Regions from separate parts of the Homo sapiens genome. Here region 2 is linked to region 1. The links are chromatin contacts, found by Hi-C or POLR2A ChIA-PET in ENCODE. All regions are on one chromosome and are shown on one strand. Each heading gives the region's core, a stretch centred on a gene start or an enhancer-like site at or near the end of the contact. The rest is flanking DNA. Distances are from core to core; before and after follow the strand shown.

Region 1 (4,405 bases), core at 585-3,084:
ACCCAGCAGAGTGCTTGCCACTGTGCTGTGTGCCAGCTAATGTGGTAGTAGCTGGGCATGAGGAATTTTTGGGAACCCTCTGCAGACCGGGCCTCTGTCCTTTTCCAAGGCGGCCTGGCACTTCCATCTGATCTGTAATAGCCGGGAGAATGGAGGCTGCAGGCTGTCTCCTGGGACACACAGATTTTGCTGCACTTGTCTGGATATTAACTGTAGATAGATGGCAATTGGCCTGACCATCAGTCACAGTAAACTAATCATAGCTCACTTAGCAGCATACCTGCTTACTTTATTCTTTTGGAGATTTGTAAATTTCTTCAGAATCTGTCTCTACCTCTGCCTCTCCCTTTCTCTAAATTTTGGCCAGATCAGTCAAGGGTCGAAGGCGCCTGTGAGGGTGAGGTAGTGGCCCCAAGGAAGAGGAAACGGGCTAGAGCCAGGGCCTCGGCCACAGTGCTGCCTGCTCGCCTGGAGGTTGGTCTGCTTATATGCCAGCCTGTCACTAGCTTATTTCCAAGAAGGATTTAAGCCTGGGGCTTTCTTTACTATTGTGGGGTGGTGTCCTTAGTGGCAGGTGATGAATAGGAACCTGTGTAGTTTACTGGCTTCTGGGCTCCAGAAACTAGATGCCCAGAGAAAATCCTGAGCGTGGGCAGCTGGGGCCCCCTGGTGGTGGAATCTGGTTCTCCACTGCTGCGCGACTTTTCTTCCCAGTCCCCTGACGTTGGGGAGGTGGCAGAAAGAGGAGGTGTTGTGCTCTCTCTTCAGGCCTTTTCTCTGGACTCTACTCTTCCCGTGGATTTTGGGATGGTCCCCAGCCCTTGCTGCTCAGTAGGTGATCGTGGGCCTTCCTGAGCAGAACCAAGCCTTGTTCTTGGAGTGGTGTGACAAGTGAACCCAGAAACAGTCTTCATCTTCCCTGGTGAATTCAGACTCTTTGGGCTACTTTTTACAGGTAGTCCACTGCAAAATACTCTTGTGTCGTGAAAAACCAGTGAGAGATGTGAGAAAGAGGTGCCAGCGTGCATCGTTTGAGAACGGAACATCTTTGGTTTTTTGATGTCCATTGGGTGGCACTGTGATCTTATTTTTGTTTCCATTTTTCTCTGCAGCCAAGCTCTACTCCAGGAAGTGAAAATGTGCTGCCTCGAGAGCCGCTGGTAAGTACCCAAGATATGTGGTATCACTTTCTAGTAATTAAAATGCCACGCGAGTGAAAAGAAACCTTCTGTTCCTATGGTTCTGCGTCAGTAGTGTCCCTTTAAAAGTAGCTGTTACCTAGAGACTGCCTCTGTCAGTGACCTCTGACTTCTCTTCTCGCGTGTGGGGACGAGTGAGATCTCTCCTTAGTAAAGGCTGGTCCTTTCTAGGACTAAAAGCATCCACCCCAGATGGTCCTGCACCACTTTGTTTGTGGCTGATCAATAGTAATTAGTGAGATTCCTGCGCCCGTGGGAGGCTGAGGTGGAGTGAGGTGGCTGGGCTTCTAGATTGTTTGAAGTAGCCGCCCTCTGCTCTGCCCCTCAGGGTGCGAGCGCCTCAGTGGTCTTTAAAGAACAGGTAAGCGATGGAATTCTGGTTTTGCCTGGTCAGTAATTGTGTGATTGTCATTCCCAACGCTGTCTTCTTAGACTATGGATAGGGAAGAGGCCTATTAAGCACTGCAGGTAATTTTCTCTCCCAAGTGCTTTTCATTTGGTGGCCAGAGTCCCAGGCTGCCCACCCCATTTTCATTCTTTTTTGCTTTTCAGGGCCTGCTGTAAGTCCTCTTGGCTGGGTAGTAAGACTGGCTCTGTATAAACCAGATAAGTTTGATGGGAGAGCCAGCTCTAGGTTTAACTTTTCAGAGCTTTTTCTTCCTGCGTAGCGATAGCAGGCGTAGGGCTGTACTGCCAAGGCTTTGTTTCAGCAGGGCCTGTGGTTTCACCTGTTCTGCTTCACTCCCCTTCTGGCAGTCGCGGGAGGAGATGACGTGAGGGACTTAGCGGGTATGAACACGTCTGAATTCCAGTGTGTACGAAGGCTTTCCCAGGCTGAGGGCGAGTTGGATCCAGTTGAGCTGTCTGTAGAAAGGCCGAGGTGATACAAGCACTGCTGGGACTGTTTCAGGGGAGCAGTGTTGTCATTCATGTCACCTGCTGTTACGTCACCAGTTACGGGCTTATATCCCAGCACTCCCACGGTGGCCTCGTTTCACTCTTTTGGTATTGCCCAGTTCCTTCCTTGAGGTCATGGTGGTGGGAAAGCCCAGGAGGCCCCACCTTGCTAGTCTCTCCGGACGTCTGCCTGCTTCCCTGGGGCCTGCCTCAGTGCCCCTCAGGCCGAAGTTGTGGTTGTTTTAGACTGAAGTGCAGATTGAACACCATAGGCCGCTGCAGTCCTTTCCTTCCTCTCTCTTTTCAAATTTTGATGTACCCATTTAACTGGTCATCGGAGGAGTGGCCAGTCCATCTTTTGGGGCTTGATTCGACAAGCTCTTTGGGAGCCCTGAGCAGTTGGCCAGCTCACTGATTTCTGGTATTTGGAGCCCTGCAGACCCCTTGCTCTGCTAGTGTTTCTGTGCCCTGCTCTTCCTGCTGTACTGTGCATCTGCTTGTTGGTTGGTTGTATTTTTATTTCTTTCTTTTCTGGGAGGCCCTGAGCAGTCTTCAAACCCTAGTAGCCTGTGATCGTCCAGAGTTCAGACTCATTCTCTCCAGGCCAACTCCACAATTACCTTATATTTAATTAATATTTTTTCTCCTCTTTACGTACTTGCTGCATAATTGCTCAGAGGAAAGAAAACACATAGCGGCAATTTATATATATATATAAAATAATAATTAAAAAAACCCCCGAAATAAACTCCCATCTCATTTGGGCTGATCCTATGAGTTGGGTAATTAGGGCCCTATTAAAAGGTAGACCCTTTCTCCTTCCCCCACTTTTTTGTTTATTAAATTTTTTATATTAAACTCCCACAGTCTCTCAGTCATGCCCTTATTGCTTTTGGCCAAGCATTTGCAGCAGCCTGATTAAACGGGGGCACCAGCTGAGTCGCGTGGTCTTGTGTGAACTGCTTCTTCCTCCTGGGAGTGGTGTTGGGAGGGTGTCAGGCAGAGGAGCCCGCTGAGGACTCGTGTGGCAGGGCGGGGGCACAAGATGGGCAGCCCCCTTGCACAGAAAGCCCCACAGCTCAGTGTGGTGGTGTTGCGGTTTGTGAAAACACACAGCAGTCAGCCCTTCCACAGGGAGGGAGCTTTCTCAGGCCATGTGTATTTGCTGTCTCCTGCATGCTCAGCTTAGCTCAGCTCAGGCCTGAGGATGGGGAACAGACAATTGAGGAATAAAACTAAACCTTGTTCTTGAGTAATTCACGTGTTTTACTTTGGGAAGAAAAGGCATTTATACATATGAAATAAGAGCAAACTGCACACGACTGTATGTAATTTTAGCAAATAGCACAACATTGTGTATCATTTGGTGCAGAGCTGCCTGGTTGGGCGTAGAAGAGAGCCCCAAGTTATTCAGAGCAGGAAGAGCTCTGCGGAGGGCGAGGGCCACTTAGGGATGGCTTTTGGGAAACTTGAAGCCAGGCCTTGAGGAATGGGATATTTCAGTGTTGGGGGAACACACTGCTAAGTTGTTTTGTTTTTGTGTTTATTATTGTTAATTTTTTCATTTAAGCTTCGGGAAATACATATTCTTTTTGTTTTTAACTGAATGCATATTTTTCATACAATTCCTTAATGGAAGTTGCCTGGTCTCTACACTAAAGGCAAATAATCTTATTCTTTGTCCCAGACTAGATGATCACTTTGAAATAATTTTTCCCCTTATTAAAAAAGTAAGTTACTGGCCAGGTGCAGTGGCTCATGCCTATCATCCCAGCACTTTGGGAGGCCAAGGTCGGGGGATCACTTGAGGCCAGGAGTTTGAGACCAGCCTGCACAAAATAGAGAGACCCCATCTCTATTATAAATTTTAACATTAGCCGGGCTTGGTGCCTCATGCCTATACTCTCAGCTGCTCAGGAGGCAGAAGCCAGAGGATTGCTTGAGCTCAGGAGTTTGAGGCTGCAGTGAGCTATGATCAGGCCACTGCACTCCAGCCTGAGCAACAGAGCAAGGCCCTGTCTCTAAAACAAAACAAAACAAAACAAAACAAAACAAAACAAAAGAATGAAAATAAAAGTAAATTACGACAGAAGAAGTTCTATTTAGTAGTCAGTGCGGTGCAGGTGACATTGTGATGTAGTCAATATGTGCATGATTGTTTTGTTTTATTTGCTAGGCAAAGAAGACTTGATTTTCAGTTCTGTCCTCTCTGAATCATAAAAACTGTCTCGAGATTTTGTGGTGAGAAGTGTAATCTTGTAGTCTCTAAACGACACATTCGTGTTTGTAGCCAAATCCTGGCCTTGATT
Region 2 (4,615 bases), core at 860-3,359, 1.3 Mb after region 1:
CAGCTACTGGGAAGGCTGAGGCAGAAGGATTGCCTGAGCCCAGGAGTTCAAGGCCAGCCTGGGCAACATAGCGAGACTCCATCTCTTAAAAAAACAAAAAACACACCTGTAATCCCAGCACTTTGGGAGGCCGAGGTGGGTGGATCACCTGAGGCCAGGAGTTTGAGACCAGCCTGGCCAACATGGTGAAATCCCGACTCTACTAAAAATATAAAAATTAGCCAGGTTTGGTGGCGGGCGCCTGTAATCCCAGCTACTCTGGAGGCTGAGGCAGGAGAATCGCTTGAACCCGGAAGGCAGAGGTTGCAGTGAACCAAGATTGTGCCATAGCACTCCAGCCTGGGCGACAAAAGCAAAACTCCATCTCAAAAAAAAAAACAAAAACAAAAAACAGAAACAAGTAATCAGAGCCACCAGGGCACAGACAGGCCAACAGAGGGCATAGGGTCATCTGGCAGTCTGGTTAAGAAAATAAGACAAACACTTAAAAACAAACAAAACACTTGCACAGCAATGGGCAAACACACAGTAGTGAATGGGTGTGTGGTGACATGGCACAACAGAGGAAAGCCCAGGTGAGGTTCATTTCTTTCAGACTGTCCACCACTAACCCTGTGTACCTAACCATTTGGGGTCTTAGACTCTTTTGACAATCTGATTAAATGCACTGCTCCCTTCCCCTGAAATACACACACAGGTGCACAGACTACACGGGGATACATCCAAAGACAAGGAGTTGATTCCAGACTAAGAACCCTGGGCCAAAGCTTTCTCCCTCTAGGGCTGCTCTCTTTCATTCTGACCTCAAACTCCAGATTCTCAGTGGGGATGGCTGTGGGGAGTGAGGAACGGGGGCGGGGGGGAGGAGTAACAGCAAGAGCAGCCAGTTGGCTTTCCTCCAGCGTTTAAGGGCGCACCTCGTTAATTGCTTGCTGGAACAGAACCTAGAGTAGGAGGAAGCTGAACCACCTGTAAACCCTCTGATTTTCAAAGACTTATTGCATTCCTAGTATATGCCACGCATGTGCCATATTTGTAAGCCAACTCCCACGATTTATCCGTTATCAGCTGGACTCCCATAGCACCCTGGGTTGTAACTGTGGGTGAAAAGGCCTGTCTCCTTTCTCTTTCCCCAGTTCCCTGAGACAGGACCGGTGTCCTGCCTGGGGTATCCCCAGAGTTTGGCACACGGTGATAGCCAACATTCACTGAGCGCCAAAGGGCCAGGTGCTGCCACTCTCTCAAAATAAGCCTCTGCCACTTACTGAACAACTAGTCTGCGCCAAGCACTGGGATACTAAGCCTACGACTCCCAGAAAGGTCCCGGCGGACCCCCGTGCGCAGCGGGACGCAGTGGGCGCCAGGGACCGCAGTGCCCCGGGCCCAGCGCTCTTCTCCAGGTGATCGCCGGGGAGGCAGGTTTAAAAGGCAGGAGCCGGAAGCCGTCTCGGCGCCCAGGTGGCCGAGAATCCAGTCACCAGGTCACTGAGTCACCGATGGGGGCGAGGACACGGGCCTGGGCCGGTCAGAGGGGCGGGATCGTCACCCCTGGCTCAGGGGCCCCTCCGTCCAGGCAGGGAGCCAAAGTCAGTCTTCGCTTGAGGGTTGGCGGTCGCTGGAAGTGGTAGCCATTGGGAGTTACACTAATCCCGCGAAGGGTGCGCAAGGGAGGCGGCAGCCCCCCCCAAGAAGAGAGGCAGGCCGGCCTCCAGCGCTCCCCGCCCACAAGCACGTCCTTGCCCCCGGGAGGTTGTTTGCCGGCTCCAGGATCTCCCTCCCGGCGACCCCGGCCTCGCCGTCACTCACCCTCCAGTCCCGGGTGACTCAGAACGCTCGGCCGCCGGCCGCACCACTGTGGCCGCTGCAGGGGCGGGGAACGCAGTGAAGGGGCGCGGCGCAGGTGTCAGGTTGCTGGAGAGGCGGGCCTACAGGGCGGAAACCACCGGCGCGGGTGACCGGAAGCCCCGCCCCCAACATGGCCGTGCCCACAGGTCTCGTTGGAGGCCGTGCCTTTATCGTCATGTGACGCGAGTCCTCGCCCCACCCGTCTGCAGCCACTCCTGGTCTCAGTCCCAGAGCTCGAGAGGGCCACGTGACCGTCCCGGGGCCAGTCACGTGAGGCGCAGATCCTGGCTGGGAGGGGGTTGGTAGAGGGGTCCAGAGTGGCAGTAAAGGAGGAAGATGGCGGGGTGCAGGGGGTCTCTGTGCTGCTGCTGCAGGTGGTGCTGCTGCTGCGGTGAGCGTGAGACCCGCACCCCCGAGGAGCTGGTAAGAAGCCGGCGGAGTCGGCCTGGGGAGGGGGCGGTTGCTAAGGGACTGAGAGAGGCGTTGCCGGGGGTGGGGCCGGGCCAATCTGGGCCCGCAGGTGGCAGCGGGTGGGGCCTGGGGACCGCAGCCAGGGCTCTCGAAGCGTCTACCCTGCTTCACGTGCCTAAGTCTGGGGTCTTTTCTCATAACCCCTCCTGGAATCTGAGGGAGAATCCAGGCCAGCTCCAGTAAATCCCACCCATGTTTCCTTTTATTTCCATCTGAAAAGAGTTTGGAATGAAACAAGCGTTTTCAGAATGAGCTTCCTCACAGGACTTTGTGCTTATCATGCTGCTGTTTTAGCTTCTCCAGTCCTTTCTCACTCTATCCCTCACCCTTTCTGGGTCACTGACAGTCCAGCTTCCCCCTGCAAAGCATCCTGGGAAAACTTGAGTTGTGTTCCCAGAGTTGACAAGTCCTTTCTGATTTCAGATACGTCACACTGTCAAATGGAACCTGCATTTTTACCCCCCTTTTCAGCTGGCGTTGGACATCTTTGAGGTGTCCTGAAGAGGAGGGTGGTTATTTGGAGACTATCAGTGGAAATGAAGAGCTCAGCTGATGGCTGTAGATCCTCACCCACATGGTCCCTCACCCCTGAAAGGTTTTTTTTGAGGGCTGGTTCCTATTTGATAATGGCTCCAGATGATTTAGAAGCTAGCCACTGATTTCAGTAAATACTTCTGCCTCCTTCCACTCCTAACCACTAAAAAAGGCTCCCTCTGCGGATCTGTTTTTCTAGACCATCCTTGGAGAAACACAGGAGGAGGAGGATGAGATTCTTCCAAGGAAAGACTATGAGGTGAGCTCCTTTGATACTGCTTGGGCAACTAAAGTAGTGAGTGGCCTGGTCACTTCAGGCCGAAGCATTATGATTCCAACCAGAGATGCTCTTTGACCTTCTGTCCCAGGGAGTGAGTGGGTAAGAGAACTTCCTTCTAGGAAAGAGACTGTTTAGCAAGCCCTTTTCTCACCTTAACCCCAAAACAAGGTCTGGTGTTTTTACACGTTTATAAATCTGTGGCACCTTAACCTGGATAGAGTATGTATTTGCCATTAAACTGTTTGCTTTTACAGCTTACAGAGAGACTTAGAGTGAAAGGCACTGGCAGGCAGTATGTGCCCCTAACAGGTGTGTGCTTATAAACTGTTAAGGAGGCCTTGCTTCTCTTCTAGGAGAGCTTGCTTTTCAGATATTTTCTTGCTCAAGCAGCTTCTCTCTGACATGTTCTTGATTAAGTTCCACCTTTCATGTATGGGATTCTTAGAGTATGTGTTTTTAGTAAAGCCAACACTGCTGGGGTGAAACAACATGCGTGACTTTTTATCATTAAATTCTTAAACGTAATAAAGAAGGTAGAGAAAAGCCTATAACTCCATTCATTAAAAGATGACTGTTAACACCTTACTAAGTATCTTTCTACATCCTTACCCATGCTTTTATATACATGATACATGCTTTTTTTAAGTAACAAAAATGAGATTCCACTAAATCATCTATTTTAACCTGTCCCACTCACCCCCTTTATTATACTTTTTGTATCATTAGGTAATTTTCCACAACCTTTTCTTTTTTTTGACAGAGTCTCACTCTTCCATAAATTCTTCATGCTGTAGAATTTAGTGTCAGCGTTAGGATTTGTAGCACTTTTTTGTTTAACTTTTATTATGAAGGATTTCAACTATATGCAAAAACAGAATAATCTGTTGAAACCCCTTGTCCTCATCACACAGCTTCCACAGTGATTTAGCTCAAGCCCAGTCTTCTTTTGTCTGTGCTTTCGTTATCCACTTCTCCTTTCTCATATTATTATTTTTTATTGTATGTGTGTGTGTGTTTGTGTGTGTGTGTGTGTGTGTGTGTGTGTGTGTGTGTGTGTGTTTTAAAGTAAAGACAGTCTCCCTATGTTGCCCAGGCTGTTCTCGAACTCCTTGACACCAGCGATCCTCCCATGTCAGCCTCCCAAAGTTCTGGGATTACAGTCATGATCTACCATACCTGGCCGCCCTTCCCATGTTATTTTGAAAGAAATTCTGTACATCATATTATTTCACCCATAATTCTATATGCATCTCTAATGGATAAGGACTTTTAAAAAGCATAACCCAATACTATTACCACATCTAAAAAATTAGGAATTTCTTGATATCAAATATCTACTGTCCAGATTTTCCAGTTTTCTTGTAAATGTCATATGTATTTTAACTTTATTTGAATTAGGTTCCAAAAGTCCTTTTTTATTTGTTTGATAAATCTGTTAAATCTCTTTTAATCTGTAGCTTCTTCCTTCATCTTTTTTTTTTTTTT

The links. A loop is a pair of places that touch in the nucleus more often than their neighbours do. ChIA-PET counts read pairs that join two places held with the same protein, here RNA polymerase II (POLR2A). Pooled maps may share reads with other maps.
Region 2: a loop to region 1 is called in a pooled map, with 6 times the contacts of the local background. The contact joins the promoter of CLCN6 here to the enhancer-like site in region 1. A Hi-C loop is called at or near these places in 1 of 37 single-sample maps with no recorded cell type and 2 of 50 pooled maps. POLR2A ChIA-PET finds 5 or more read pairs at or near these places in 2 of 52 experiments (RWPE1 and activated T-cell).

The regions. Positions count from the first base shown.
Region 1 is chr1:10,494,162-10,498,566 of GRCh38, forward strand. It overlaps PEX14 (peroxisomal biogenesis factor 14), which reads left to right. Exons shown (of 9, transcript NM_004565.3): 2 at 1,113-1,160. Among named protein-coding and RNA genes, the nearest start is that of PEX14, 21 kb to the left of the region's middle. RefSeq lists a silencer at 511-805 and an enhancer at 1,268-1,327. Within about 2 kb of position 1,835, at least 20 of the 41 ENCODE cell types and tissues checked have a DNase peak (open chromatin) inside an H3K27ac peak, as active enhancers do.
Region 2 is chr1:11,804,082-11,808,696 of GRCh38, forward strand. CLCN6 (chloride voltage-gated channel 6) reads left to right here and starts at 2,110. Exons shown (of 23, transcript NM_001286.5): 1 at 2,110-2,268; 2 at 3,050-3,109. The coding sequence starts at 2,182. MTHFR (methylenetetrahydrofolate reductase) reads right to left here and starts at 1,883. Exons shown (of 12, transcript NM_005957.5): 1 at 1,807-1,883. RefSeq lists enhancers at 1-458, 1,755-2,740, 1,938-2,047, 2,058-2,137, 2,588-2,657 and silencers at 1,568-1,617, 1,638-1,687, 2,358-2,407.